Regions from separate parts of the Mus musculus genome. Here region 1 is linked to region 2. Evidence: chromatin loops called from intact Hi-C (ENCODE). Cell type or tissue: gastrocnemius. All regions are shown on one strand. Each heading gives the region's core, and the rest is flanking DNA. Links, peaks and the distances in the headings are about the cores only. Region 1 holds the start of Sh3gl1 (SH3-domain GRB2-like 1). Region 2 overlaps Trip10 (thyroid hormone receptor interactor 10).

Region 1 (16,360 bases), core at 3,848-11,847, 1.2 Mb after region 2:
ACAAAGTATCACAGCCTGCTTTTAGACTTAAAAAAATCATTACTTAGTTTGTTTGTATATGGGGGTCTTAGTATGTAATTGGGATGACCTGGAACTTACAAAGGTCTACTTGCCCCTGCCTCTCAAATGCTGGGAATGAAGACACATACCTACCACCATGCCCAGCCACAGTGTATTTTTATTTACGTGTATACATGTGTTTGTGTGCATGGTATCTATCAGTTCCCCTGGATCTGGAGCTATAGGCAGTTCTGAGGCACTGGATGTAGGTGCTTGGATGGGAACTCTGGTCCTCTGTAAGAGTAATGAGTGTCCTTAACCGCTGAGCCTCTCTCCTTCTCTGCAGTTTTACTTTTTTTTTTTAATTAACTTATTTAATATATATGAGTACACTGTAGCTGTCTTCAGACGCACCAGAAGAGAGCATTAGATCCCATTACAGATGGTTGTGAGCTGCCATGTGGTTGCTGGGAAGTAAACTCAGGACCTCTAGAATAGCAGTCAGTGTTCTTAACTGCTGAGCCATCTCTCCAGCCCCAGCAGTTTTATGTTTTTATATTTGCTGTGTGTGCACCTGCCAGTCCACATTGCCACATGGAGTGTCACAGAACATATCAACTTGCAGGAGTCAGTCCTGTTGGTCTACTTGTAGGTTCTAATGGCAGAGCCCAAGTGGTCAGACTTAACAGCAAGTACCCTGACCCTTATGCCCCATTCTGAGCCCCCAGAGGCAGTCTTCATGGCTGGGGAAGGTTTGGGGATGCTACTCACTTTCAGTTACTATACAGGCACTCCCTATAAACAATCTACAATGAACAAGTCAGTCCCACAACAAAAAATTATTTGGCTCAAAATGTCAACACTGAGCAACACTACCCTAGACTCAGTCCCTCCTGAGTCCCTCACTCAGAAACTTGCATTATGGCCCTTCTTCTAGGTCAGTTAAGGCTCAACTGTCCAAAAATGTCCCAAAAGTCAAGTGAGGGCTGACAAGATGGTTCAGTGAGTAGGGAGGGGGACTTTCCAAGCCTCCTGACTCTAAAGCTCAATCCTCAGGACCCACATGGGGGAAGGGAAGAACTGATTCACACAGACACAGTGAGTGTGACTGGACAAATGGATCAGAAACTAAAAGCACTTGCTGTTCTGATCCCAGATCCAACAGTTCATAACCAACCACCGAAAGTCTAGCACCAAGGGATCCAGTGCCCTCTCTGGCTTCCATGGGCACCTAGCTCATGTGCATAGACATACACAGACACATAACAAGAAATAAATCTTTAAGTAAACAAAACCAATTTTTTTAAGTGAAGGTATCCTACTCTTAAATAGATGAAATGAATAAATTTCGTTGCAGAATCTGTACTCATGTCAAGACACAATAAAGAACCTGGGGTTGGGCTCAATGGGTAGCATGCTGACCTAACATGTAGGAGTGTCTAAGTTCCATCCTAGCCTTGCATAAACTAGGGCATGTTAACACTTGGAGTTAGAGGCTTGCCTGGGCTACATGGGGACCTGGTCTAAAACTAATAACTACAAAAAAGAAACAAATTAAAGACCTCATGAAAGAGATTATCTCCCACTAAAATGAATTTAAAGTCGCAAGAATAAGTAAGCACATTAAAACCCATGTATATTAGACCATAAATAGAGCCTGTCTTTTTGTTTGTTTTGAGACTCTCTACATAGTCTTGATTGTCTTGAACTTGCTATGTAGATCAGGCCGGCCTCAAACTCAGAGATCCACTTGCATCTGCCTCTGAGTGCTGCTGGGATTAAAGGTGTGTGCCACCACACCCAGATGAGAACCTGCCATAGGTAAATGCCTTGGGTGCATAGAAACTCCATCAGTAATTTGGGGTGAATTCCCATACATTTTGCTAATGTTGCATGCAATTCAGACTTAAGCTTTCCTACAACCTCAGCTATCCAGAGTAGAAACAGCCCAGGCACACCAACTTAGAGACTCGGACCCCCAGAACACTCTCCCTTCTTCTCATTTGAATGGAAGGTAACATCACCTCAATTTTCTATTTTAAAAAAAAAAGCCACCCCCCCCCGAAGGACACTTTTTTCTTTAAAAGTTTTATTCCACTTTAATTAATTTATTGGATACAGGCTTGTGGAATTGATTCTCTTCTTCCCAGGATACAATTCAGGTGGTCAGAGGCCAGATCAACCTGAAATTCATCATCCTCCTGCCTCAGCTTCTAGGATGCTGAACTGCAGGTATGAACTGCTACACCAAACTGGTCTTTATTGCCAGAGCAATAGTGTCGGTTTTAAACGTTCCACCTTGGTTAAATAAAAACAATGCTCCATGAGAGTCCAGGAATTGTACGACTATTAATGCCCACATAAAATTCTCAAGCCAGTCAGAACAACAGCTCCAGCCTTCCTGGAATACCAGGCTGTGAAGGGTGTGTGTGTGTGTGTGTGTGTGTGTGTGTGTGTGTGTGTGTGTGTGTATCTTTGATGATCAGAACTGTAAAAGGGGCCAGAGTTATCCCAGAAGTGGATGGAGATTGAGGATGCGGCTCTCCATCCTGAAATTGGCCATCCCCAATTCCCCTCATCTCCGAGCTTGCAGACTAGTGTAATGTACCCAGAAGGGCTGTCTAGTCAGTGGTGCTCAATTGGAGAAATCTTAGTCTATCAGGACCGACCTCGTCTTTTCCAGCCCCTCAATCGTTCAACACACACTGGGGATACAATTTAGCGGGGAATAGGCACCCCACATTTCGGGAAGCCTACCGCATGCTACAAAGACTCCTAACACGTACCCGACTGGTCCATACCACACTCACAAAGGGCCCCTTTTCGGGACCCAGAAAGGGTTCCTGGCTATGCTTTAACCACCCAAACCGACCTTCCTGGACTAGCCCTGCCCCGCAGAGTTGCTGCTACTCTGGTGTCCAGAGCTCAAGTGAGCACGGGCCTCAATTTCCCCGCCCATTGCAAAGGTCCGAACTGCTCTGGAATTCACAAACGCACTTAATAACTTGTACGACTGACTTTTCTTCTCCTTGCCCTCAGTTTCTCCACTTGCTGCTACAAGATCCAATTGATTTCAAGAGGACACAAGCACTCAGGATCCATCAAATCCAACTCGGGGCCTCGGTTTCCCCATTTACTCCAGCTATTTAGGCGACACAAGATGCCTTCGGGAGCTTGCGAAGCTGACTCTTCCCCCTCCCCGAGGCCTCAGTTTCCTAAGAGCCCTCCCTTCTCCTGGTCTCCGCCCCGAGGCCACTTAGGCTTGGATCCGCTCCTTTAGGCAGTTTCACCCACCCGCGGCTGTCCGCGTCGCGGCCTCCGGCTCCTCCAACATCTCCGCGACGGCGGCGGCGGCGGCGGCGGCGGCGGCGGCGGCGGCGGCTCAGGCTTCAGTCGGGCGGCCAGGCTGCACACTCCGCCTCCCACCGGTGTCACTTCTGCTGCCGCCGCGGCCGCCGCGCTCGTATTTGGCGGGAACCGCGGCAACCACCGCGGCCCGCGCGCCGATTGGAGGAGCTTGCGTCACGTGACACCTCAGCCTCCGGAAAAAGAGGTGCACTCAGTACGTCCTCGCGAGAACTTCGGTTTATGTGCTAGAAAATCCCGCGGGAGGCGGATGAAGGCTCCTTTCCGGCGGTTCAGGAGCTGCTGGGAAGATCTGCATTTCTATTGATCCTAAGAAATGTCAATCTAAAATATCAGCGTTTGCACACCCCCCACACCCCTTTTATTGGCTATATGCGTTCCAGGAGGTGGGAAGGGTACGTTTAGATTAGTAGTGACAACTTGAAATTACCCATTGGAAGAGTAATGGGAATTAAGGTATAATAGTGACGGGTTGAAAGTAGCCATTGTAATTAGAGAATTACTTCCTTTAATTTTATTTCTTGCATTAATTTCTCTTTTAACTATAATTTTTTTTCGAGACAGGGTTTCTCTTTGTAGCCCTGGCTGTCCTGGAACTCACTCTGTAGACCAGGCTGGCCTTGAACTCAGAAATCTGCCTACCTCTGTCTCCCAAGTGCTGGGATTAAAGGCGTGTGCCACCATTGCCCGGATATAAACTCTTTCTAAAAATGTTACAGCTGGGCATTTCATTTTTGAAATGATGAACCACTTTTTAATAAATTAACAATTTGCTTTATTTTAAAATTAGGAATGTTTTTCTATTGTAAAATTATAAATCTTTTCAACCATATATTCCTTCTTTTCGTGTAAATTACTTTGAAGAATATTAAATGAAAAAAATTGAGTCTGGTGCTTCATGCTTTTAATCCTAGTACTTGGGATTTACAAGCAGGTGGATCTCTGAGTTCGAGGACAACCTGATCTACATAGCAAGATCCAAGACAGCCAGTGATACGATGTATAAAAAAATGTTTTTCAGCCGGCCTTTAATCCCAGCACTCTGGAGGCAGAGGCAGGTGGATTTCTGAGTTTGAGGCCAGCCTGGTCTGCAGAGTGAGTTCCAGGACAGCCTGGGCTATACAGAGAAACCCTGTCTCAAAAACAACAACAACAACAAAAGAATAATTGCCTCTGTCTTTTGTTTTTGTTTTTAATTTTAAGACAGAATCTCACTATGTAGCCTTGCTGATCTGGAACCCAATCACTAGTTTCTAAATCTTTTCTTGTTGTTGTTGCTGCTGTTGTTAGGTGGAGGAAGAAACCTTTCTTTATCTGCAAACAGCTCGAATGCCTGCAACAGTTTTCTTGAAGCTGTGGCTAGTAAGTGGGTTATTTAGCTAATGAATTAGTTGTATGAATTGCTTTTGGGCCATGGGCTCAGTGAAGGTAAGGAGTGCTCTAGTGTCACGGACCTCATCAAATCTCTGACTTGCTGAAGAATATAATTTGATTGAATTGTGTGGGTCTCGTGGAGCCAATCCTGCTGTCAAGGACCTGTCAGCCCTGTATTTGGGAGGTGAAGGCAGAAAGATTAGGAGTTAAAGGCCACGGTGAGCTAAGTACCAAGTTTGAAGCCAGCCTCCACCATCTCAAAACATATAAAATAAAGAGCACCCTTGAGGGAGTCTTGTGAGTTGCTGGTGGGCGGTGGGCGTGCCAGGAAACCCTGGCTGGCATCCAGTTCTGTTTCGGAAAGGAGACATGGTGTCCCAGGCCTGTTATTGCAGCACTAAGAGAGGAGAGGCCGGTTTATGTTACCCTGTCTCAAAAAAACAAAAGAAACAGAAACTACTCATACTCCAAACTTTTTATAAAGACTCCTGGATTCAGGAGCAGTAAAGATGGCACATACATATTTTTTGATCTACTGCAGTACAACCCTTTGAGTCATTTGGAACCTTCCAGTAATCTCTGGGTTCATGAAACCACCCCAACTTTTCACCAATTTCAACCCTAGCCATTTTCCTGTGTCTGCTTTAGGATTTATTTACTCATTACCTCCATTCATTATTAATCTCCAGGTCATGCTTGCCTGGTCTGTAACTGGTTATGTAGTCCAGACTGGCCGCAAACTCGGAGACCCATCTGCTCTGCTTCTCAGGGGCTTGGGTTAAAGGTGTGTGCATTGCCACACCTGGCATATTCTATATAGTTTTTGAAATTTGTAACAGTTGATAGAAGGGTTAAGGTACATATGTCAACCTGGGGAGACTTCATTGAAGAGATATTGTCTTAGTTAGGGTTTTACTAATGTGAACAGACATCATGACCAAGGCAACTCTTATAAGAACAACGTTTAGGGGGCTGGAGAGATGGCTCAGCGGGTAAGAGCACTGATTGCTCTTCCAAAGGTCATGAGTTCAAATCCCAGCAACCACATGGTAGCTCACAACCATCCTTAATAAGATCTGATGCCCTCTTCTGGTGTGTCTGAAGACAGCTACAGTGTACTTAGATATAATAATAAAATAAATCTAAAAAAAAAAAAACAATGTTTAATTGGGACTGGCTTACAGGTTCAGAGATTCAGTTCATTATCATCCAGGCGGGAACATAGCAATATCCAGGCAGACATGGTGAAGGTGGAGCTGAGAGTTCTACATCTTCATCTGAGGGCTGCTAGCAGAATACTGGCTTCCAGGCAGCTAGGATGAGGGTCTTAAAGCTCACACCCACAGTGACACACCTACTCCAGCAGGGGCACAACTTCTAATAGTGCCACTCCCTGGTCTGAGCATATACAAGCCATCACAGATATCATTCAATTAGAGTCCTCTTTCTGTCTTAATGATGAGAGGAAGCTCACTGCAGGGCTAATGCGCAAAAAAGCAATGATGTCCTATAGCTGGTACATGACAGGAATGAACCAATGGAACTCGAAATAGGAGATAGCTACAGTCTGAGCGAACTATTTTGAAAATATGTTTCTAGTGGGGCTCATTGGTGCACACCTGTGATTTAGCACTTGGGACGTGGAGGAGCTTGGACAGGAGTTCAAGGTCATCCTTGGTTATACAGTAAGTTTGAGGCTTAGCCTGGGTTATGCAATATCTGCTCTGAAATAAAGTTATGAAGAAGGAAATAAAGGACTCTCTTTTCTAGTTGTATCCTCAGCGATTTATTAGAAGGGAGACACTGAAGGAAGGACCCCAGAGAGAAGGCTGGTGGCGTGTTAGCATTTGGGCCTCTGCCGGGATTAAAGGCGTACATGCATCACCACTGGCATACCTCATATTAATTTTTAAGTTATGGGTATATATGTGACCCGGTGTACTTGAGAGCAGTTGAAGGAGGCCAGGAAAGGGCTGTGACCCGGAGCTGGAGTTACAGACAGCTAGCTATGAGCAAGCAGCCTGATGTGGATGCGAGGAACTGAACTCCCGATGTCAGCCAGGGCAGCAAGCACTTTTACCTGGAGAACCAACCGTTCCTCTAGCCCCTAAGATATTCCATTTTACCTCGCTTTGTCTTTATTACACTCTCGCTGGCAAATTCCGCTCCGCTTTCTCCACGCACAAATAAAATATTAATTAATTAAAACTGACTTTTGGCTTTATATCTACTCCTGGACTCTAGAGGGAGCTGCATCATGCGTACACGCGCACGTACACAGATTTCTGGCCTCTCTAGGCGCCCCCTCATCTCGTTGGTGTGGGAGGGTTTCCGCCGTTCCTCCCCCGGCAATGCTCTTTCTGTCCTCCAGGGGGCGCGCACGCGCAGAGAGGCGGAGCGCGCGCAGATGCCGTTGTAGGGTGGGGTGAGGCGATATGGGGGCGTCACCGGAAGTGTGCGGTTGCCATGTAATATCCCGGCCGCGCGTGCGCGCTAGCCGGCCGAGGTGGCTTCGGGGCGGGGGCGCAGAGCTGGCAAGCTGATTTGGCGGTGGCGGCGCCGACCTGCGCGCGGAGGAAAGAAGTCGGTTCGGCGGCGCCGGCGGAAACCGGAGTTCGAGCGGGAGGCCTGACGGCGGCAGGCGGCATGTCGGTGGCGGGGCTGAAGAAGCAGTTCTACAAGGCGAGCCAGGTGAGGCGAGGCCAGGCGATCTGGTCTCGGGCCTGCCTTTGGGGACCGCAGACGAGCCGAGCTGGCTTCCCTTGGGCTAGCGGGGAAGGGGAGACCGGGTCCCCGTGCTTTGAAGAGGGACACCGGGTGTGCGCGTCTAGGCGGCTTTCAGAAAGCTCTGGAGGGCCGGCGAAAGGGCTTCATTGAGAGGGGCTTGCCGCCAGGCTTTACAACGTAAGTTCGATTCCTGGGATCGCAGCATGGAAGGCAAGCCCCCCCCCCCCCAAAGTCTCCAGGCTATGCTTCCGAGACTCTCACCACATAGCCTCAGGCCACAGAAAATGTTTGTCTAGGTTGATATCCAAAAAAACCAAGTCCACACAGGGCTTAAAAAATAATCAGTGTCCCATTCTTCTTTTCCCTCTCCGGTGTCTGTAAGACGGATTGAAAAAAAAAAAACCTAAAAAACCAAAAACAAACATTCTCGCTCACTGGGTGTTATACATCATTAATCCCTGCACACTTGAGGCAGTCAGGTAAGCAGATCTCTGAGTTTGAGGCCAGCCAGGGTTACGTAACATAAGGAGACCCTGTCTCAAAAATGAAAGAAAAATCTCTTGGTAGACACTGTGGCAAGTTGAAAAGAGACAGTGAAAAGTAATTTTCCAGGCTTCTGCAGTTTACAAAATGTGTCAGGTTTGTGTCCCTATTTCTAAAACATATGTATGCTTCTTTGAAAGATACGTTTTTGTTGGCTGTACCATACTATAGATTCCTATAGGTACTTGGTGGTTTGGGTTTAGTGTTTAATCGATCCGATCATGACTCTGAACTGAAATTCTCCTTTCTGGTTGTGTTGACATTCAGGAGTTCTGTAGGGTGGGCATCCTGGCCTCCGTTGTATAAACATTGAGAACCCTACCCCAGGCAGGCAGGCGCTCCTTTCAGACATCCTATAGTGTAATGTCCCTCTGGAACTTTTGGGGGGTTTTTTGAGGCCAAGTTTTGCTCGTAGTCCAGGCTGGCCCAGAATTTTCCATCTTCCTGCCTCTCAGGCGCTGGGATGACAGGATACCTTTGTGTGTTGAAGGTTTTATATTTGCCTTGAACTCCTGGGCTCAAGTGAGCCTGTTCCCTCAGCTCTGTCAGGTTTCTGCTTGAGAAAACCCTTGTTGTCTCATCTCTGTCTCAGTCAGGCCAGAGTGGCCTCATAGTCATTATCCTCCCGCCTCTGCCTCCCGGTGCTGAGTTACAGATGTTTGTCACCAAACCTCAGTGGCCAGAAGTTCGTGACTGAGTTTTCTCCTGTCTGTTTTGAGTTTCTTTTCTTCTGCCTTTTCCTCCAGGTTGCTAGATCGATTGTGCTCGCGAGTGCGCTCTCTCTTTCTCTCTCGTTTGATGGATGTTTGCTGGGGTTGGAGCCCAGGACCTCAACCACACTGGCAACAGCTCTACCCTGAGCCATGACCTCAGCTTGACATGCATTTTACATGGGACACTGCTGGAAAGCCTGGCAGGCCTGTAACCCCAGGCCCTCTGGCCGCTGAGGCAGGAGGATCAAAAGCCAAGTGAGTTCCAAGTGAAGCCTGTGGAGCCAGCTTGGCTGCTATGTCTGATACCCTAGAGGTCACCAGGGTTGATGCTAGTGTGGCTGGAGGAGGCTGTCTTCTGCCTGTGCATCCAATCCAGTGCTTGTCTCACTCAGCTCAGAGGCCAGACCCCACCAGTGTTGGAGCAGCTGGCTCCCCTTCTCGAACTCCTGAATAGCTTTCGGAATGCAGAGGATAGGATAGGACCCGGGCTCTGGGCTTCAAAGTAAGAACTTTCATATCTCAAAATGACAACAGATCTGGGTGTGTAGCTAGTTGGTAGAGTACTTGCCTACCACACAGGAAGCCCTGGTTTTGTTACAAGTTGAGGGCCAGCCTGGTATACAGTGTTAGTTCCAAGGGTATGTAGTGAAACCCCATTCAAACAAGTAGTTCAGAGCCTGCAACCCATAGTCATGCAAGCCCTGGATCTTTGCAGGGAGGTCTGTGAACACGTAGTTTGTTGCCCGGTTTCTGTTCCAAGAAGCCCCAGATGTGCTAATCCTGTGGCTGTGCAGTACAGCCCGAGAATCCTGGGTGTGGAGCTGGCTCGAGTAGATTCCACAGAGAGATGAGCAACAGTGTAAGGAATTGCTTGGGCCATGCCTGTGAGAAAGGTTCTCCCCACAGTCTGGAGAGGCCCAGCCAGAGGGAGCAGCCAGCTGGTGCTGTCACCCAAGGGCTGAAAAGAAGGAAGGGCCTAGCAGTTGCCTAAGGATAAAGACATCTGAGCTCTATCTGTGGACCTCATAGGGAGGCTAGCAATGGAGTTGATGTGGTAGGACCTATGCAGTAGGCAAGAGACCTCCAGTGCCTGAACTCCTTAGGCTGTGATGCCAGCCTGGGTTCTGTGGCTGTCCTTCTGTTTGAATGCCTGTGGCCCCACATCCCTCAGATGGAGTTCCCGGAGGTCCCTCCCCTGCTGATTCCCAGCAGGTCCTGTCAGGGACTCATAGGCAGCCACTAGACTCTTTCCCACTTGGAGGGCCACCCATCCCACCTGCCTACAAACCTGCAAAGCTCAGCTCAGGTGAGAATCAATTTACTGTTTAGACATTCCAAGGCCCTGTCCCAGAGAACTCTGAGCGAGCTCTCAAGAGTTGCACACGGATGGCCTATGGCCCAGCCTCTTGCAGAAGTTTTCCAGGTTTTCAACATTCTACTCTTTCACCTGGGTCCCTCCCTCCTGGGTTTCTTTTCTCCAAGTAACACCTCTCTGGTGGATTCCTGAGTCCCTAGATTATCTTTCTCATAAGAAAGAGAAACCACAAGCCAGTATGCCAGGGCATACCTGTAATTCCTGTGTACTAGAAAGTCAGAAGGGTTGTGAGTTCTAGGCCAGCTTGGGCTACATAGTGAAAGCTTACCTGTAAAGAAAAAAAAAGAGAGAGAAAAAAGAGAAACAGGCAGGAGAGGCTGGGGCTCAGTAGGTAGAACAGTCACCGAGCCTGTAAAGGAGCCCTGGGCTCCGTCCTCAGCTCCACACACACCAGGTCAGGAGTTCAGCTACATAGTGTGTTTGAGGTCAGCATGAGCCCCTGACTCAGAAAGGCAAAAGAGGTTCAGGGGTGCCAAGGCAAGGTATGGATGGAGCTGGGCAGGCACCTGGGCTCCAAGTAAGCTTCAACAACTCGTGCTCCCCACCACCACCACCCCACCGCCCCATCCAGACCCCACAGGTCCCCAGCTCATTACCCAGCCAAGCCTTGCAAGTCATGTATAGAATGAGCTTGGGTTGTGAGGGAAGTTGGAAGTTTCGCTTGTTACAGGTGGGGAAGTGGAAGGATGGTGGCTCAGGCAGCACAGGTCTTCTAGCTGTGGTCCCCTCTGACTCCTCGCACGCCCTCCTGTGTGGGTTCTGAGGAAGTCTGGGTGCAGGTGGGAGTGGCCTGAGGTTCAGAAGTTTGTTTCAGTGTCTTGACTGCTAGCTTGAGCTGGCTGGTTTTCTGATCATTCTGTAGCGGCGTGGAGATGGAGTATAACTAAGAATGGTGCTCATGGCTGCCTGGAATGCAACCCCTACCCCCACCCCACCCCCCTTTAACTCCCTTTTTGCCTGACAGAAAGGGAGAATTTGAAAAGAAAGATTGTTTGGTCAGAGCTAGGAAAAAGGAAATTACCAAGTGCATTTTCCATTGACTCTGTGTGTGTGTGTGTGTGTTTGTGTCTGTGTGTGTGTGTGTGTGTGTGTGTGTGTGTGTGTGTTTCTAGAGACTGCCCAGTGCCTACCAAGTACCAGGCAAGTGCTTGGTGAGTGCCCTGCCCCCAGCGCAGCGCCTAAGACTTCCAGCTGTGTTGGAGCTGCCTATGTCCCAGCCTGGTGCAGAAGCCCTAACTTCCCATAAGGCCTGAGGGCTAGGAGGGGCTGCAGACTGGGGACTCTGTAGTTTGGGGATGTGTTTGGTGCTTCTCCTCTGGAGATGGGTACAGCTGAGTCCTGAGCTACACCTCAGCCTTTGCTTTAATTTCCTCCACATGAGGCCACGTTTAATCAGTAAGCTGAAAGTCCATATGAGTCAGAAGTCTGGACTCCAGCACCCAACTAATCATTTATGTATGCTAGGCACCCCTCCTACCACCCCCATTCCTAGACAGTCCAAGCAGCTCCAGCCTGTGGCTTCACAGCAGTCCATGAGGATTGTCACATCTTGTTTGTAAAGCCTACCACCGTAGTCCTCTTGTCAGTACCCGTCCATCCTCCTGTGCTTCAGCGAGGGCTCTTCCAGAGAGGCTCCTGTTACATATGCATGCATGCAGTGCACCTGCATATATCTGTGTGTGTGTCCATTCCCTTCCACCAAAATAGCCTTTCTCACAGAGACCCAGGACACACCAACACCCTCTCTGCCACTCCACAACCCACTTCCCCAGTGGGATTTGAGAGGCCATAGGAGTGCTTTGGGGGGGTGGGGTGGGGCATGGAACCAGGCCTAGGCTTGACACCCCCAACTCCAGCTCCAAGTCATTTTATTTATTTATTTATTTATTTATTTATTTATTGGTTTTTCGAGACAGGGTTTCTCTGTAGCCCTGACTGTCCTGGAACTCACTCTGTAGACCAGGCTGGCCTTGAACTCAGAAATCCGCCTGCTTCTGCCTCCCAAGTGCTGGGATTAAAGGCATGCGCCTCCACGCCCGGCTTTCCAAGCCATTTTATATGTTTATTGTGGGGTCAACCTCAGGTGTTGTCCCTCAGGTAGCATTCGACACCGGGGCCTGGGACTCATCACTTAGACTAGCCTGGCAGGCCAGGGGTTCCCCTGTATCCAGTAGTACTGGGATTGCTTGTCTCCTCCTTACATCCAGCTCTTCACATGGGAGCCAAGAGTCAGTGCAGCAGGGGCCGTACCAACTGAGCCACCCCATTCCCTGCTTACTTATTTCTATTTCTCTAAGAAGTTTGTTTATGAGATGGGGTCTCAGTCTATCACCTAGACTAACAACAAATCCAAACCAAGGCCATCCTCCTGCCTTGGCTTTTTCAAATGCTGGCATCAGAGCTGTATGGATGTATAATAGGCTGAGTTGCCACTGTCTGGCCCTTTTTTGAGCTCTCCCTGGAAAACCAGAGAGAGAACTGCAGCTGCCCTGTTGAGCTTCTCTCTGCTGGGGGTTAGCCCTGCTGCCTCTTCCTGCCCTCTGCAGGCCTTGCATGCAGCTTGCAGGATGCCTTATCTTCCTTTTCCGTTCAACTCCTAGAAAACCTGCTGATTTATGCCAAGGGGGTCATGAGACACTTGCCAAGCACTTTTAGACCACAGCTGTGGCTTCCTCCCAGGCCCTGACTCAGCACCTGCCAGCAGACCTCTCTGGAGCACTCCCATAGCCGGGTTCCTTCCCTGCTGTTTCTCCCCTACCCCTCCGCGTGTGGTGAGAGTGGCTGACCCGTGAGGACCAACATACCTCCTCAGCATTTCAGGGTGGCACAGTAACAGGTTCCCTGTTGCCTTGTCCTGGGTCACGAGTGGAAACTGTTCCCAGGCTGAACTGGGTTCTGGCCTACGTCGAAAATGTTCCCACCTGTGTAACCACTCAAGGGTGAATGACATGTCAGTGAGAAAGCAGATGGGTCCCAAGGCTTCTGGGGTCCAGGCTAAGTTGTCCCCCTAGTATCAGGAACCTCTCAGATCTCTGCCAAGAGCTCTGAGGGGTCACACTGGGGGTAGGTATTCTACATACCATCAGCTCTGCCCACACCCTACCCAAGCCGTGTTATGCTCTACCCTACCTCTCTGTGGTGACTCTGTGCATCTCGCACCTTGCCTTGCCTGGTCCTCTACCCTCCTTGCATCTACCCTGTCTCTCTGGCGTCTCAGCGCTTGTTGGAGGGTAGCCCTCTGCCCATGAACACCCGGCACTTCAGTCTCACCCTCATGGCATCCAGTGTTCTCTAGTATTGCTCAGCATGCTCCTAGAGGCTGGGTATGCCAATACAAGCTTTTGGCACCAGCTGACAGATACCACCAAAGTGGCCTTCTGCTCAAAGCTAAGAATGGGGCGTCTGCTGTATGGCCTCCCACAGTGTCCCTGGCCTGACTTCTTAGGATCACGAAGTACTTGAGGGAACTGGGTAGCTCATGGGTCCTTTGAAACTTGGCCAGGAGCAAGTCTGACTGGTTTTTTTGTTTGTTTGTTTTGTTTTGTTTTTGTTTTTTTGAGACAGGGTTTCTCTGTGTAGCCCTGCTGTCCTGGAACTCACTCTGTAGACCAGGCTGGCCTCGAACTCAGAAATCCACCTGCCTCTGCCTCCTAAGAGCTGGGATTAAAGGTGTGCGCCACCACGCCCAGCTAAGTCTGACTGGTCTTACAGATAAATTAGCCTGACTATAGCCCTCTGGTCTTAGGATGTATCTCTAGGACTCAGGAGAGAGGCTTGCTAGGCTAGGCCATAGGAGACTACAGAGTGTCACAGCACCAACTGTGACCCAGAGCTGACAGAGCAGACTGGGAACAGCCAGGCTGCCTTTCTCCCCGGAGGAGCTAGGCCACCCTGCTGGGAAGCAGCAGTCTCCACACACCCTGGCTCAGGTCTCCATGAGTTGGATCACCTCTAGCCCAGAGACCTACTTCACTTCTTTGTCCAGGCGGCATTGGCTGCATCTCATGCACTTGCATGTAGTTACACTACCTGCCACTCCCTATGGAGTATCTGGAACCACCTTGTCTTTTAGGTCCCTCCTGACCTCCCATTCTGTCTGGGAGCCACTCCTCAGCACCCACCACTCCCACACCCTCATCCCCTATCCCAGCACTGAGTGTGACTCCAGTTGCCGTTCCCCAGCTTGCCCACCAGCACTCATATGGACCTGTGCAGGAGCTCAGGAGCCTCACCAGCTGCCTGTTCACTCCATAGCCTGACTACTCTTCACAGGAAGTGTTTTAGTTATTTCCTTTTCAGACAGTCTTACTCTAATCCATCCTAACTTGAATTCACAGTCCTATTCCAGCTTCCCAAGTCCTGAGGTCACAGCTGTTCACCACCATGTCTAGCCTAAAGCTCCATTTTAAATCTGCCTTTAATGGATTCTTCCAGGGTGTGACATAGTGGCAGAGCCCCTGCCCCCAAAGTCCCCAGTGAGGGGCTGGGGGCGTAGCCTAGGGGTAAAGCCCCCTCCCTGTATGGGCAGGGGCTCTGGCTCCATCACCATAACTCTGGAACAAAAGGTAGGAGGGGAGTCTTGGTGTTTTTGTGTGCCATGATTAGGTAAGTGGAGTTTCAGATACCCTAGGGAGAGAGTGAAGAGTAAATTCTCTGGTTCACAGTGGGTGTCCCAGTGTGGCAGGTTGGAGAACTGTGCAAAGCTCACTCATGCCCACCCAGGAGTTTCCCCTGGCCTTGTGTAACAGTAAAAGGATCATCATAGGAACAGTGTTGTCCCCACACCACCTCTGGGAGTCACCTGGCCCTTGGCAGTTTCATCTTAACTCCCTGGTGTCTAACACCACAGCTTCCCCATGGTCTCAGGGAAATTAGGGTTCTGCAGGTTTGAGACTGAGTCTGAAGACAACTGAAGACCTGAGGATTTGGAGTGAGGTTGTAGGGCCTGGAGGAAGGGTTGGCAGTCAGTGGCTTCTGCTGGCAACTGTCTTAAGGAGTGTCCAGACATCACCATGGCCAGCAGGAATCAACTGCAGTCCAGTCCTGCTGGCTGTCAGCAGGACAGTATGTGATGCCGCTGCTGCTAGGGCTCAGCCAGCTGTGAGTAGAGATGCTCTCTGAGGCCCTTGCAGAGAGGCTCCATTCCACCCTCTCCAGGGTAACAGGCTATGCCTGTGCTCATGCACACTAACAGCTAGCGCTGCCTCTGTTCTTCAGAGCCAGCAGAGTGGCAAGCTGTACTTGGCCCATGTACTCCAGGATTGTACGATACAGGGGCCACCTCCCTTCCTCAGTGTAAGGCACAAGCTGTTTCTGATGACATCTAGAATAAGTCCTGTTAGTTAGGGACCTTGAGATGGCATGGGGCACTGTCAGCAGGAGGTGGCAGATGATGACCCAGTTATCCATATGTGGTGGTTGGAAATCTGCTTTGTGAATGAGCTGTCTGTGAACTCAGATGCTGTCACCATTTCATCTGTCATTTGTCCTAGCAGAGGGGTACGATACCTCTAAGTCTCGCTGTTTTTGCAGTGGGGCAGTACATGGTCATCATGTGGCTGACCCTTGGGCAGGTGCCCTGGCTGAGAGCCCTGCCTGCTTGCTGTGACCATATCGGTATCTGTGATCCTAGCCTGGAAAATAACCAGGTTATTCCATCGGTGTGACCCTGTCCAGGCCCAGAGCCACTGTTGCTGTGTGTTTGAACCCTTGGGGAGGGTGATATTTCAGCCACCCTGTTGTGTTGCCCAAGCTGGCGAACCACAAAAAGCTTGGGAGGCTCCCAGGCCTATGGTCAGTCCTGTTCTCTGAGAACCAGGGCTGCTGGCCTAAGCATGGGTCCTGGCACTCAGGAGACAGAGGCAGGGGGATCACCATGAATCTGAAGCTAAGGCCATCACTTGAACTCTTGCCACTCAGCCTCTATACTTCCTAGCTCATCTGCCATCCCAGGGTCTGCACTCTCAACAGAGCTGGCACCTGGGCCTGTGTTCCTAGTGGGATCAAAGGCTGCCATGCTGCTTCTGGTCCCAGCTCCCCAAGCCTCTCACCAAGTGACCCCGCGGCCTCGAAGCTTCCACGCCTCCACACTCCCAGGCTTCAGTCAGTGCGTGTGCTTTTCAGGCTGATCCCTGAGTATGGTGCTCATGTGCACTTGTGTCCCAGGATGAGGAAATATAAGCCTCACAGGCCACAGAAGCTGAGCTCTGTCAGGATGCTGGTGTGCTGCTGTTGGCTGTGACTGAAGTAGTCCAGTGTCGTT
Region 2 (15,376 bases), core at 78-8,077:
CCACTGAACACTGAGTCAAGTCTCAACCATTCTTCCACCACCCATAACCCTCCTGGTTCAACCTTGCTTTGGGGCCAAAACTCATGTCTTTCCTGCACCCCACAAGGCCCTGTTCACCCTGCCCCAACCCCTGCCAGCCTCTTCTCCTCTCTCTGTTCTTCACTCCCTGACCTCCATCCTGCCCCAGGGCCTTTGCACTTGTGCCCACCACCTGACAGAAGACACTAATTCACTCCATCACTTCTTACATGTTACTTTTTGATTACTGAGTGCTCAGCCATAGATGGGACATCTATACCACCACCAGCCCGAGGCTCAAGGGAGAAGGAACAGAAAGTCGGTAAGAGTCGGGGGCGGGGGATGTGAAATGCTATCTCCAGGGCATACCCATGGCCACTACGCTCATGAACTCCGTGCAGTTATGGTGGCAGCACAAGACAAAGCCAGGAGGGAGCCAACATGCCCACAGGCAGCAGTAATGGATGCAAAGGGTTACAAAAGAGCAAGAAAGTGGGGATAAGGTAAAGAGAGTCCACTCTCATTCGGAGTCAGAGGGGAGTTGAGGGTGGGTAGGACGAAGATAGGTTGTTAACATGTAGGAAACTGCCAACAAATAGAACTATAATAAACATTAGAAAATATATTCTACTTTGAAAGCCATTTCACTTTTATTACATATATATATGTGTGTGTGTGTATATATATACATATGTATGTGTGTATGTGTGAAGGTACATGTGGGGCACAGTACATGTGTGGAGGTCAAAGGTTAACATGGGGGAGTAGGTCCTCTTTTTTTTTTTTTTAAAGATTTATTTATTTATTTATTTATTATATGTAAGTACATTGTAGCTGTCTTCAGACACTTCAGAAGAGGGGGTCAGATCTTGTTACGGATGGTTGTGAGCCACCATGTGGTTGCTGGGATTTGAACTCTGGACCTTCGGAAGAGCAGTCAGGTGCTCTAACCCACTGAGCCATCTCACCAGCCCAAGGGAGTAGGTCCTCTTTCCACCATGCAAGCCCCAACGATTGAGCTCAGATCATTAGGCTTGGTAGCAATCACCTTTGCCCACAGAGCCCTCTCACCCTCACCACCCACTTTTCCTTTTTTCTTTAAAACTTGTATGTGTGTGTGTGAGAAAGAGAGAGAGAGAGAGAGAGAGAGAGAGAGAGAGAGAGAGAGAGAGAGAACACTATGGCGTGTGTGTTGAGGTGGCAGGACAGCCTCAGTGTAGACCCTCTCTTCCACATACTTAACATAGAGTCTCTCTTACTCCTGGGCTAACTGCTCCTGGCTAGCTGAACTTCCAGAATTGTCTCTGCCCCCATCTCGTCTTAGGAGCACTGAGATTAAAGAGCACAGACTACCTCCTCCTGCTTTAATTGTGCCCTAGGGATTTGAACTCTTGTCCTCTCATTTGAGTAGCAAGCATTTGACTGAACCATCTCCCCAGCCCCCAAATGTCATTTTTTTTCCCTTAAGTCTTCCTAAATTTTAAGCCACAGCCCTCCTCCACCCTTAATTATCATACTATAAGCCCACCTTCCCTGCTGTGAGTTCTCGTCCGAGTCAAGGTCACCAGTGCCCTTCCCTGTCATTTATTAGTTGATTTGTCTAACAAATATGTACTGCTTTCCTGACCATAGCTTCTCAGGAACTAAAATTACCTTGGCAAGCAAGCCTCTCCCTGACTAACCCACCAGATTCCAAGCCGCTTCCTTAGCACCCCACCTTTTATCCTTATGGCCTCTAGGCGGCGCTAAACGGCTTCACTGGACCAGCTTGAGTCTCATTTACGCACTGAGGATATGGGTAGGGGTGGGCACAACCTGAAAACCCTCCCGTTTTGCAACCTTACAGGCGAGGACAATTTCTATCCCCTATTTTTGGCGTCTGTGACTTCCTACGCGTCCTCTCCCTCTTCTCTAAACCGGGTAACAATTTGTTTTCTTTGCACGCAGTTAGGGTAGGAAGGCCAGGCAGTGAAAACAAAACAAAAACGAGAGGCAGCTGGAGAGCGCCCACTAGGTTTCTAGATTCGAATTCCATCTCCACCACTTCCAAGCTGAGGTACATTTGCACGAATGGCTTAGTTCCTCTCGTCTCGTGCTTCGATCTCTCCATAGAGAAAATGGGGGTGAATGGTACACGTCTCATTCCTAGGAGGATGTAACTGAAAACTGAGCCGTTGAGACAAGAGAAGGCAAGCCGAATTGTCTTGGTTTACCGTAGGAGTTTAATGAGGGCTGCCTCTATTATATAGAATACTTTACTAAAGTCTCATGTAGAGCTCAGACTGACCTTGAACTTCGTGATGTATCTAAGGCTGACGCTGAAATCCTGATTCCTGCGTGCTGGGCCAGTGTACAAACGTGGCCTTTGAATAAACGTAGTATTGCCTCTCTTGCCGCAAATTCCCAACCCTCGACTTCCTCTAACTCTTCTCCAGCCATCAGGATACAGCCCCACCCCCAACCTGAGAAAAGATTCCCTCTTTCCTCGTCCTGGTCCCAAAATCCAGCCCGATCCCGTCTTTAGCGGGAGGCTGTCGCCTTTCTCACAATTCCAAACCGGGGCGGGGGCGGGCCTGGAGGAAGCTGCAGGTTTGACGCCACAGCCCCAGAGCTGCCCTGAACCGACTTGAATCCCTGGGGATTTGGAGAGACAGCCTCAACTCGTTCAGGGAGACATGGCATGTAGTAAAAGTCATTCCAGAGCTTGAGGCTGGCCCTCAGTGGGCAGGGCGCTCTCTCAGGTCAGTCCCAGCCACCACATAAACCAGATATGGCACACCTGTCATCCCGGCTCTCAAGGATCAGGAGCCTAAGTCATCCTCGGATACATAGCTGAGTGCTATAAAGGAGCTGGGAGATAGGAGAAAAAAACGAAGAGGAAAAAGAAAGAAAGCGTAAAAATCGTTCTAGTTTCCCAAACTTCAGCACTAGTGGGGCGTGGCCGTGAGGAGGTGGGGCGTCTGTTTAAAGAACTGGACAGTAAGTAAGGGCCACTTGGAGATGCCAAGGAAAAGAAATAAAGAGAACAAGACAAACACGCGCGCGCGCACATGCACAGGCGCGCGCGCACGCACACACACACACACACACACACACACACACACACACACACACAGAGGTTCAAAGGGAGCGCGGCTTCCGACGGGGACTTGTTCCAAAGGGGCTGGTTGAGCGCCTGGGAGGTTCCTATGGAGGCGGGGCCTGACGGAGAGGGCCTCGATGGGGCGGGGCTTATAGGGGCGGAGCCAGGGGCCGGGGCTGGGCACCAGCCAGGTGAGGGCAGCGGAGGCTGGGCCTAGCTGGGGTGTGGGCATTTCGCTGCTCAGCGGCTGAGCCTTCAGGTTGAGTCCCGTCGGATTCCCCGAGTCCCCTCCAGGTAAGTGAGGAGGTGGTCGTTGTAAGATCCCGGGCTCCCTACTGGTCAGGGTGGAGCCATCAGCCCTTAGGGAGAACCGGAGGATCTATCCAAGACAGTCTGCGGGCGCCGGAATAGCTCTCCAAGTGAATAGCCACGCGTCATGCGTGTCCGGGAACCCAGGCGTGTCTTAGGTGGCCCTCGCGCAGCTCCCAGCGTGTTTCCTGCTCTCTGCGGAAATACTCTTGGCTTCCACTTTCGTGTACGCCATCGCAAATCCGGATCTGCCCCTCCCTCCCTGGCTGGCTCCAAAACCTTTCCTAAACTCCCCTGTGGTCACTGGCTAAAACGGGGCGCGCCTCTTACTGAGTGGTCTCCCCTCCTGGCCTCTTTTTCTGGTCCACTCCTCACCCACATCAGCATTTTGGTCCTGTGAAAAGATCAAAATTAGCCCGTCTAACCGCCTCACTCTTCATTCTCCATACCCCACCACCACGGACCTCTCAGGCATCCCAAAACTTGCCTCAATCTAAACCTAGGTCTCAGCTCCCAAGTTACCGCCTCCTTTCATACTTAAAGAACGCCAGTCCGCGTGGGGCTGGCAATATAACTCAGCTGATGAGGGCGCTTGTCCCTAAAGCCTGCTAGCCTGAGTTCCGTCCCTGGAACGCACGTGAAGATGGAAGGAGAGAGCCTTTTCTACAGATTTGTCCTCTGACCACCATCCTCGAACCTGGGCACCCGGTCTGTCATTTAAATTAATTTTTATATAATGTAAATGAATTTGAATGTTGTTTATTTAAATAAAATTTAAATTAAAAAAAAAAAAGCCTGCTCCCCCTAGCCTTCCTTCTCGAATCTTCCTGTCTCATGGCTTAAACCAGGAGGGACCATTAGAAATTATCTTCGTTCATCTCTCTGTTGGTTGTTGGTTGTAGCTGGAATTGGGGTAACTGAGCTTCCAGGGACAGGCTGATACACAGTAGGTCTTAAATCATCCATATCAGCTTAGTGTGAAAAGTGAGACCCCCCAGATCCCAACTCCACCTGAATCTGTGGAGTGTCTGCTGGAGACTACACCCCTGAATCTTTGTGCAGCTGTGCACAGACACAGTAGACCCACAGATCTCCCTCAAGTCTGCCTATTCCCTTCCCTGTTTCCCCACCCCTACGCTCCCCCGCCCAAGTAAATTATCCCCCAAAAGACCCAGACAATGACGACTCCATCGATTGAGATTTCCAAACTTGAACTAGAGTTTGCGCCTGCCCCCATTCCTCCATTGGCTACTGGAGAAACAGAAAATTCTATATGAGGTGTGAAGTTCAGGACCATGGGGAGTGGGAGGGGGCGGAGTTACCTAGGTGACAAACAGGAAGTGTGCATATTTTGGAGCACACCTGGCTTTAGGTATGCAGCGCGTGCAGCAGCTTCCTCCTGCCTCACCCACCCCACCCCACCCCACCCCCAGGGCACAGGTCTCAGCTGAGGTCGCCTTGCCCCCCTCCCCTCTTTCCAGGAAGTAGTGACTCAAGAAGCAAGAATCCTGCTGTGCACCTCTTCCCAAAGCCTGGGCCTGGGTCACTTCTAGACTCCTAGACTCCTAGACGGCATCTGGAGATAGGGAGACAGACAGACAGACAGACAGACAGACAGACCACACACACACACACACACACACACACACACACAAAACCCTCCCATCCAATATGATTTTTCTGACGTATTTGAGACACAGGCTGACGCTTGTGAAATAATGTCTAAGACCTAAAACCTAACTATCATATACTAACAAAATTCCCAAATACATGGAGAAACTCAAAATGTAAAATTGTAGTCTCTAAGTTTGAATTTCAAATGGGGATGGGAGGAAGGAGGGCTCAGCCTGTGGTTCGGTAGTAGAGCCTAGCATGCATGAAGCCTCAGGTTCCTGACCAGCACTAAACAAGCCCAGCTTGGGGGTTCCTGCCTGTCATCCCAGCACCGGGGAGGTGGAGACAGGAGTTCAAAAGCATCCTGGGTTATATAATGAGTTCCAGCCAGCCTGGGCTACATGAGACCCTCAAAACAATAAACAAAAATTGTGTTTTGTTGGAAAGTAATATATAACATCTTACATCTTGGCAAGGAGCCCACAGATGTGCAGTTCCCATCAATAAAATCGAATATTATTGTTCAATTTTATTTTTACTGTTTGGAAAACTTTTTCAGATTGGGTCTCACTCTGTAGCCCAGACTAGCCTTGACTTAGGACCTGAGGAGGGTGGGGGGAACATTTCTATGACTGTCTGATTAAGCAAGCTTTATTTAGTCTGGCCAGATGGCTGCCTCACCCTAAGTTGGGATTTCAGAGAGCAGCCTCTCAATGGGTTCTGCCACCCCTTTTATGGGGAAGGGTTGGGACTGATAGAAGACAGCTGTTGAGAGAATTGGCTGTTAGCACCTGGACAGAAGACTGGGGCACTCGGGGCTCAAAGCTGCCTTTGAGAACTGTGAGAGAATACATCATGTGAAAAGGTGGGTGGGTATACCTTGTGGGGTTACAAGTTCAGCATAGGTTGAACAAAATGGTTTACAGGATACATTAGGTTTAGGTTTAGAAACTAGAAACTTATTCTTGTAAGGTATGGAGACTTTTTAACACATGTAGAGAGAGACATTTATACATACACATGTATATACACAAGCTTCGTCTAATGCTTGGCTGTGGGAGGCATGGAGACTTAGTAACAATATATAACAATGTGGCTCCTGCTTTGGTTTCACAGAGCTTCCTATCTCAGCCTCCAGAGTGCTGAGTTTACAGTCATAAGCAGCAGTACCCAACATAAATGATGGTAACAAAGCTAAGCATGTTACTTATGGGCAGATTTTATGTATCTATGTGTGTATATCCTCCATATGCTTTGTCTCTCCTTTGTGTGTGAGTGTGAGCCCCTTGTGGGCTGTCTACCCCTGCACAGGTGAACCCGGGCTGTATAAGAAGCTAACAGAGAACCAGTGCTCCTGCATCATTTCTGGAATACATATACATGTGTATGGATAAATGTCTCTCTCTACCTGTGTGGGGGGGTGGGTGTGTAAATGTGTGCGACCCAATGTATGCCACAAATAGGTGCAGGGCAGGAAATGTAGATGTCAGAAGAAGTTGTGGAATCCCCTGGAGCTGACGTTACTGGCTGTTATGGGTTGCAATGTGGGTGCTGGGATCTAAACTTGGGTCATCTGCAAAAATAGTCTGCGCTCTTGACTGCTGAGCCCTCTCTCCAGCCCTCTGCTTTGGTTCCTGTCTGAGACAAGGATGGATGTGCGGCAGTGAGCCGTGCACAGACAACCTGGTCCCCAGTCGAGCACAGGTCTTGAACCCCAGTGACCCAGTAGATGGTGGCTCTGCCTAAGAGGGATGGCAGGTGTTAGGCCACGTCCCTTGGCCCCTGGCTCCTGTTGCAGATACAGCCTCCCACAGCCTCCCACAGCCCCCCACAGAGAGGTGTGTAGCCATCAGTCACATAGGCAGTGCCCCAAGCTCCTGGTATTCTGTCTGGACTCCACCACCACAGTTACCTGGCAATAGCCAGGTATGCTCCTCCCTAGTTACCTGGCAATAGCCAGGATGGCTCAGCCCACTATAAAAGGAGCTGTTTGCCCCTCCTCGATCTCTTACCTCTTATTCTCTTGCTCTTACTTTCGCTCCCTTGCTCCCCCTCTCTTCGCCTTCCCGCCCCCCCCCCCCCCGCACCCGCCTCCACATGGCCATGATCGGCCTCTACTTCCCTACTCTCTCCCTCTCTCTGTGTTTCTACAATAAATGCCTTAAAACCACGGACCATCTCTGCTCATCAGGGACCCACCATGCTGGAGCAATGGAACAGGTCTTCCCCTAACGAGTCACGGTCTTACCTCCCTCCAGGAGGCCTCCCTGCTATCCAGCCATGGCTGCCAGCCAAGCCAAGCTTCTCACCACCAAGCCACCCACCCGAGCAAGCCTAGGACTTTCATTCCTGCAGTTACCAGAACCCTCTCCCTGCCCCTTTTCCCTTTGGCCCGGGCCAGAGTCCAGCCAGGGTCCCACTCTGTTCTCAGCTCTTCCGTGACATCTGGCTGCAGTGTCCAAGACTGAGAACCTGACGTCCCTGGCCTCCGTGCAGCCCAGGGACCCCAGAACCAGCTCTTCCGCGGTACCCAGCAGCAACTGTGGTGCCCAAGAGTCGGAGCCCGACTCTGACAGGTCCTCGGGGACCTCAGGCTGCATCTTCCCCACCCCCAGAGCAGGGTCCCACGGCTTCCTACAGCCTACTTGCCTGGTGGCTCCGTGGGGTGGACACAGTCATACTTCCCACATTCAGCCTCACCCAGCGGCCCTAGCTCTGAGCAGTCTCGGGACCCCATTTTTGCCCCACAGATGGAGTGTGACCTGGAAGTATAACCCAAATAAATCCTCTACTCTCACAAGTTGTTTGTGATCAGGGTTTGCTCACAGCAACAAAGTAGGACAAGTATATATCATTTTGTTTTCTGTAATATATATTTATTTATAAATAACTGTATTGTATTTATTTATATACAAAATTATCTCATTTGGCTCAACCCCCAGTGCGAATATAGCCAGTGTGAGATACTTAGGACTGGGAGGTAGCTCAGTGTCAGTGTACCTGCCTAGACCTAGGAAGCCCTAGGTTCAAACCCAGCAACACATACATACACACAAATTAGCTAAGCATACTAGCTCACACCTTTAATTCCAACACTCAGGAAGCAGAAACAGGCAGATCTCTGTGATGTCCAGGCCAGTCTGGAATACATAGCTGATTCCAGGCCAGCAAGGGCTGCACAATGTGACCCTCTTTCAACATATATATTTAAGAACATATATATATAAGAACATATATATATATATATGCAAATATGGCTCCAAATTGCTTGTTTAATTTATCATATGCATTCAGTGTGCGCGCGCGTGTGTGTGTGTGTGTGTGTGTGTGTGTGTGTGTGCACGCACACATGTGCTCATCTCATCTAGTATGTCATTTGAGCAGTAGTGCTATGTGGATTCTTCACAACAACCAGTGTAGATCTTCATAGATGTCCATCAACACATAAATAGGAAGGACATGTGGACTCAAGAAGTGGAGGAAAGTGTTTAAGAACAGCCTGGCCTACATGAGATTTTTATCTCCAAAAACAACTGGAGAGTAATAAAAGGGAAATCTGGTGTATATATAATGGAGTATCGTGCAATTATAAAAAACAAAATATGTCATTTGCAGGAAAACTGATGGGACTGGAGATTTGTTGTGTTAATTAAAATAAGCAAGACCCAGAAAAACAAATACCCTGTTTCTTCTCTTGTTTGTAAACTACATATGATCAGATACTTAGATGTACATACAGGCACATATATGCCATGAAGTTAAAAGGTGAACTACTTAGAAGTGAAGGAGAACCAGCACAATGGAGGGTGCAGACGGGAGAGGGTGACAATGGGCAGATGTAATTCAGTGGGAAAGAATGCTGGCACACATGTCCCCAGCACCCATGTGAAAAGCTGTCCATGATTACACATTCCGGTAAACCCAGCATTGGGTAAACCCAGCATTGGGCAGAGATAGGCAGGTCCCCAGAGCTCACTGGCCAAGCAGCCTAGCCAAAATGCCAAACTTCTGGTTCGCTGAGGGACCCCCGCCTCAAGGAATAAGGCAGAGAGTAATAGAAATGCAATAGCCACCTCTGGCTTCAACATGCACATAAGGGTGCAGACACCTGCACGTACCCAGGAGCACACACATATACACACACGTGCACACATATACATGCACACACACATAAACACATGCACACACATATACACAAATCTTTAAATAATAGAGGGGTGATGGGGTGACTATGAGCAGAATATTATAAGCAGGTTGAAGATGTCATAATGAAGCCCAGTGCTCTGTGTGCTGAATGTGTGCTCCTTCTGGCTTCATTCTTGATACTGGGATGAACCGCTGACCACAAGCAGCTTAGGAGAGGATTGCTGCAGCTTCTGGGTGACAGCCCCCCACTGGAGGAACACCGCCTGCTGGCTCACACACACAGTTACTTAGCTTCCTCATACAGCCCAAGACCACCTTCCCAGGGAATGAGTGGTGCTACCCACAGAGGGTCTGTGCCCTTCTTCACAATTAACAATCAAGACAATCCCCCACAGACGTGCCCACAGCTAAATCTGATCAGGTCAAGCCCTCACCTGAGACGCCCTTCCAAGGTGCCTCTGTGCTGTGTAAAGTTGACATTTAAAAAACTGACTAGAGCAGATGAATGACTGAATCTGCCGCTTTCAAAAGTTAGATAACGGTGCAAGGGTAACACCCAGCCCCTCAGTGTGCAGGACTCAGTGCTCCCACTCTGCAGTTGTGAAAGACTGAGACAGGCTCATCCCTGATGCCCTCCACCAAGAGCTCCAAGCAGGCACTACAAGAGAAAGATAACCTTGCCGCCAGCCCTGAGACCTTGACGAGAGGTATTGACCCTGCGGGCTGGTGGGAAGTCTCTCCCACTCTGATGTGAGAAATCCTTCATCTTAGATGAGCAATTTGGAGCCAGGGTCTGTTGGAACTAGGTGGGCTGGAGGACCAGAGACACTCTTGAAGTTTGGATACGTAGGCGCTGTCAGTCTCGGAACTGAAATCCACCTTTTCTGGGATACCGCTGAGGATGGTAATGGAGACTGAGCAGAGGTACCATACCCCCACTTAACTACACTAAACTATGACAGACAGGGAGCTAAGGTGATTGCCCAGAAGCCAGACATTCTGCGTCCAGGTCCTAGACTTACATTCTTTGGGACTATGGACAATGAATTTGTCTTCTCTGATACTCAGATTCTATACTTGATCTTAGCCAAAAGGCCGAGAAGCGATGATACTCAGATTCTAAATCAGAGTGGAAATCAAAGAATTCCTCTCAGGTTTGGTGTGGTGGTACATTCTATAATCCCGGTGCTCAGAAGGCAGAGGTGGGCTGATCTCTGCCAGTTAAAGGCCAACCTGGTCTACAGAGTGAGTTCCAGATCAGCCAAGGCTATGTAGTAAGACCCTGTCAAAATAAAAAAAAAAAAAAATACTTCTTAGAGCCAAGTAAAAACACCAAGTAGCAAACACCTACAAGCACAGTACTCCAAAGGCTCTACCGTTTAAAGCCACCCTGGATCACATAGAGTTTCTCTTAAAAAAAAAAATTACAAACTCAGTAATTCTGGAGTCCTGGCCCAGCAGTAGAACACTGGCCCAGAACCCCACAATTTGAGACTGTGAATATGGCTCAAGAGCAGAGTCACTGCCTAGAATCTCCTAGTGAGGGGCTGGGGGCATGGATTAGGAGTAAAGACATTCCTCCTCACCCTGCCATGACCTCTCACCTCCCCAGTGAGGGACTGGGGCCTTGGTCTTGGGTGGAGCCTCTGACTCAGGGTGGCTCTTGTCCAGTGTGGAAGGGGAGGGGTCTGGACACATGCCACCTGTTCAGCATCATCAGGAAACTGAAGCCCTTCTACAACAAGATGGTGACTTCCTTGTTCATGACTCAGAGTCCCGTGAGGTAATCTCCTACCATTGGCGAGGCAAGACTCTACATTTTGAGGTGTTCCAAGTAGCACTGCATCCCAGGCCTGGCCGCCATCAGGCCCTCTTTCCGCTCAAAGATGAGAGATTTGCCAGCATGTTTGGCCTGGTCCAAAGTTACATGACTTGCAGGTGCCCACTGTCCCAGGCCACAGGAGCTGTGGTCTCCAAGCCTGTTAAGTCATCAGAGGCCACTGATGCTCAGCCTCAGTGAGGATGTGCTCACAGACAGCCGGGCTGCAGCCAGGCCTTTCAGGTACTCGGTATGGAGGGTTCTTCTGTCGTATTTCAGACAGGGTCTCACGGGACCCAGGATGGACTCAAAGTCCCTGTGTAGTGGAGCATGACCCTGAGCTACTGATCCCCCTGCCTCCACCTCTGCTGGTCTAGTCTCATAACTAAGAACTGAGAAATGCCATCGCGGATGTGGCTGGCAGATTGATGATATTTGTTGGTGGCATTTTCTCCTCTCAGGATGGTCCCTCGGCCCTTTAAACCTTTTTTGACTAGGCCTAGCAAGGGGAGCTCCAGTCAGACAGCAGGTCTGTACCATTCAGGAAGAGGTAAAGATGGCACCAGAGCAGGTGAGGGGTCCCCAAAGTGCCAATGGCTCAGAGATTGGCTCTGCCACTCTCCCTTAAGTGAGCTCAGTCCCCTGGCCCCACCTCTTGGTTTCTTGCTCTGGTCAACTGAGAGGTTCTACTGTACTGACACAGGGCCATAAGTGTGCATTCGAGTGTGTGTATGCACTGGGCCTTGTCAGCCCAGCTACTAGAGAGGTAAAGTCATGAGGGTCTCTGATTCAAGTCAACCTACACTATCCACCAAGACCCTCTCTCTCGGAAAAAGAAAGAAAGAAAGAAAGAAAGAAAGAAAGAAAGAAAGAAAGAAAGAAAGAAAGAAAGAAAGAAAGAAAGAGGGAGGGAGGGAGGGAGGGAGGGAGGGAGGGAGGGAGGAAGGAAGGAAGGAAGGAAGGAAGGAAGGAAGGAAGGAAGGAAGGAAGGAAGGAAGGAAGGAAGGAAAAAGGCTGGGGAGATGCTACAAGGGGGTAAAGTGCTTGCCCAAGCATGAGGACCTGAGCTCAGAGCCCATGCTTTAAAAAGTCAAGCTTGCTGGTACATTTTTATTAGAGACAGGTAGGGCTCAATGGCTCACCAGCCTGACCTAGTCAGGAATCTCCAGGCCAGTGACAGACACCTCTCCAAACAGTGGGCGCCTGAGGGACAATTGGAATGCCATCCCCTGGCGTCCTTATACATGTGTGTGCACACCCACAAACACACAGACACAAACACCTTCAAATTTAAAGCCAGTATCCAGAATTCAGAACGCTCCCAAAGTGTTGAAGGTTTATCTCTGAGGTTGCAGACGCTGGGAAGACGTCCTCAGTTACTGGGCTGAACCAGTAGCTGAAGCAGGAAAGCCAGCGGCTTGCGTCTCATTCCCAGCCCCTCTGCCGAGCTGCCTTCTCTGTACACAACCCTATTTCTCCTTGTCTTCGAAGCACCCCCTGCTTTTGGATCTGCCCTGCACGCTGCAGACAGTGAACCCACCTTGCTGAAGGGTCTGCCTCACCTAGGAACTATGACAGACAGTCTCAGAGTCTCTGATGGACAGCTTCATGCAAAGGCTCCCTCTAAGCCACTCTGGTCACCCTCCCTGGCCTCCAAATAGCTCCCCCAGATCCTGCGAACTCCCCCCCCCGCCCCCCCCAGTGCCCAGCACGCAGAGAAAAATTCCCAGACTAAGCTATCCAGAGCCAGAGGCTTGGTGGTGGGAAGCCGAGAAGGAAGGTGACTAGGAAGGGAGAGCTAAGGTTAAGAAACAGCTCTAGGCAGGTAAGGCACAGTCAAGGCCTCTCACCTGAACCTTCATTTAGAGCCTGCATCAGAGACTTTAGCTCTTGTTTAAAGACCAGAGCGCAGCCTCCATGTGGCACCTTCGTAGATGACGCCAGGTGCTCTCAAGCCTGTGACACCTGGATACTGAGACAGGAATCTCACCTACACCCTCTCTTTCCTGTCACCTACACCCTGCATGGCTTCCTCTCCATCCCTGTTCCCAACTCAGGTGGGGCATGAGCAGGGCACCCATGACTCCAGCCAGTCCTAGCAGATCCCCTGTCGCTCCTGGCCTCAGCACCAGTGCCAACTCCACCAGGCCTTTCAGAGCGGCTGTGAGCTCTTCCAGGGGCCTCCCCGGCCAGCGCCAACACCTCAGTTCTATAGAGGTGGAACGCAAGGGTCTGGGGACAGCAGGAGAGTTTGTGATGGGAGGGAAGGCAGGAAGTGGGTTGCTTAGCCACCTCCACCAACCCTAGGTTCCTATTCTGCTCCTTGATCCTCTCCCGGCCCTAAGTTCCCCCCCCCCCCCCTTTTAGGCTTCCTGCTCTGTGCTACCACCTTTGTCATATGCTCCTCCCCTGTCCTAGCCTCCTTCCCAGATCCAGGCTTCCCCTCCCAGCCCTCCTTGCTATTTAGGCTCCTCCCCTGCCATTTCTTCGAGTCACTCTAGTCTTCCTCGCTCCTGCTCTAGGTCCTAGATTCCTCCCTGGCCTCATCCTAGGTCCTCCTTTAACTAAATCCTTCCTTAATCCTAAGCACCCTCCCCTTCCCTAGGCTCTGCTCCTATCCCTGACTTCGCCACGCCCCCGCCCTTCCACTCCCCGCAAGTCTTTGACCACGCCCTTGCTCCACCTAGGCTCTGCCCTATGCCAGTCCCCAGCCCAGATCCTACTCTGCCCACAGTACCCTGCAAGCCAGTAGAGTGCGCCTGCTGGAGGGTGAAGAAACCTCTGGGCGGCTGGACCAAGGTGGCCCACGATGCACCCCTGTTTCGCAGGGCGGCTGCCCAGCGCCTGCAAGGTGAACAAGGGTCCCTTGGAGGCCTCTTAGGCTAAGCTTTCCAGTCTCACCCAGCTGGGACGCCTCACCCCTGGAGAGGGGTCTAACTGCAGTCATGAACACCAAATATTGCTTCCCACAATAAAAGGGACCACTGAGCCAGCAGAGCTACAACCATGGTGTCTCACTCCAACCTCTGGCCTAGGAAGATCTCCCGGATGATCACTGGGATCCATCCCCTCCAAGACCCCTTCCCTAGTCAGAATCCCATCTCTTTGCTGGGCCCAACCCAACTGCTAAGACTCTTATGCTGGGTCATTTCTAAGACCTCAGATGTCTCCACCCTCAAAAGGGGTAAGCTGGGTGGACATGCCCCTCAATCCCACCCTCCAGGCATGTCCCCTAAGGCAGGGACCCCTGCACTGAGCATCCAGACTGGCCACCCTTGTGCCCCATGGTTGTCCTGCAACCTGCTCTCCTGTACCCTTCTGCTAACCCCTGCCCAGGCACTCCCCCATGGCTCCTACCAGGTCAAAGTTCTTAGCATTAAAGGACAGGTATGGGAGAGGCCTGAGCCACACCCCCAGGGCACCTGACTCTGCCTACAGGATCCAGACCCAACCCAGCACTATGGGAGACACTGACCACCAACTTCCTGTACTGCCTACTGTGGGGGAACAAGGGAGTCCAGGCTGCCAGAGCTGACCGCATACAGAAGTTCTATCACATCCTGTCCCATCAACTAAGAACCTCATGGCTGAGAGCCCATCCCCCATCCCTCTTATACTGGCGGGACCCCAAGGACACTGCCTCCAGCTATTCAAGAGGCTACAAACTGAACTTGGTGCCCACATCCATCACGCCAGCACTTGGGAAATGCAGATGAGAGAATCAGGAGTTCAAGACCATCCTTAGCTACATAAGTTTGAGGCCAGCCTGGGCTCTATGAAAACTATGGGGAAATTGTTTTGAATTCTGCTCCCCTCCCAGGTCCAAGTTTATAAGAATCTTCCTCTTAAAATGGACCCCAAGAGACTGGGGTGCAAAAATGGACCCCAAGAGACTGGGGTACAAAAATGGACCCCAAGAGACTGGGGTGTAACAGCTGCCTCCTTTTTACCAATAAACCCACTCAAGTATCCACAGAACAACACTCACGCTCCAGTATGAACCACTCATCCCGGCAGCTGGGAAATCTCTGCACTCTAGGGAAACGGAAGGTAGACATGCCTGTTCTAGAGCATGGAGATCACAAGCATGGGTAACATGCACAAGGCAGGCTTGCCAGAGCGCACCGAGGTTCACCTCCATTTATTCCACACGGGGCTCATAAGAAAGCTTTTATCTCATTTTAACTTGGGCAGGATACATGCAGGTATGAGTGCGACTGCCAGAGTCGGCCAGAGGGGGCCTAGGCTTGGATGTCTGTGAGCTTTGGGAGCTGCTTTTGAAAACCAACTCCTGGTCCTCTGCAAGAGCATCCAAAACCCGACTCCCAAACCACCTCTCCACAGAGATGCCTTTTGAAGGTCCATTCCCGACACTGGCGGTGCAGACT

Evidence for each region. Peaks named below come from ENCODE experiments on the same cell type or tissue, not always from the same donor. Only the 100,000 strongest peaks of a DNase experiment are listed, where the experiment ranks them.
Region 1: a loop joins it to region 2, with 4 times the contacts of the local background. A loop is called at or near these places in 2 of 42 quality-filtered maps.

Annotation. Positions count from the first base shown.
Region 1 is chr17:56,027,486-56,043,845 of GRCm38, reverse strand. It overlaps Sh3gl1 (SH3-domain GRB2-like 1), which reads left to right and starts at 7,209. Exons shown (of 10, transcript NM_013664.3): 1 at 7,209-7,431. The coding sequence starts at 7,387. Chaf1a (chromatin assembly factor 1, subunit A (p150)) reads right to left here and starts at 3,430. Exons shown (of 14, transcript NM_013733.3): 1 at 3,295-3,430. The coding sequence starts at 3,334. In gastrocnemius, for the core only: a CTCF peak has its summit at 7,056; DNase peaks (open chromatin) are centred at 5,062 and 7,153; H3K4me3 peaks cover 4,235 bases; H3K27ac peaks cover 5,250 bases.
Region 2 is chr17:57,263,436-57,278,811 of GRCm38, reverse strand. Trip10 (thyroid hormone receptor interactor 10) reads right to left here. Exons shown (of 15, transcript NM_001242389.1): 15 at 15,115-15,376. It also overlaps the pseudogene Gm46575 and the pseudogene Gm52326. Among named protein-coding and RNA genes, the nearest start is that of Vav1, 8.0 kb to the left of the region's middle. In gastrocnemius, for the core only: no CTCF peak of the experiment used is centred there; DNase peaks (open chromatin) are centred at 1,782, 3,239 and 3,619; H3K4me3 peaks cover 3,284 bases; H3K27ac peaks cover 3,555 bases.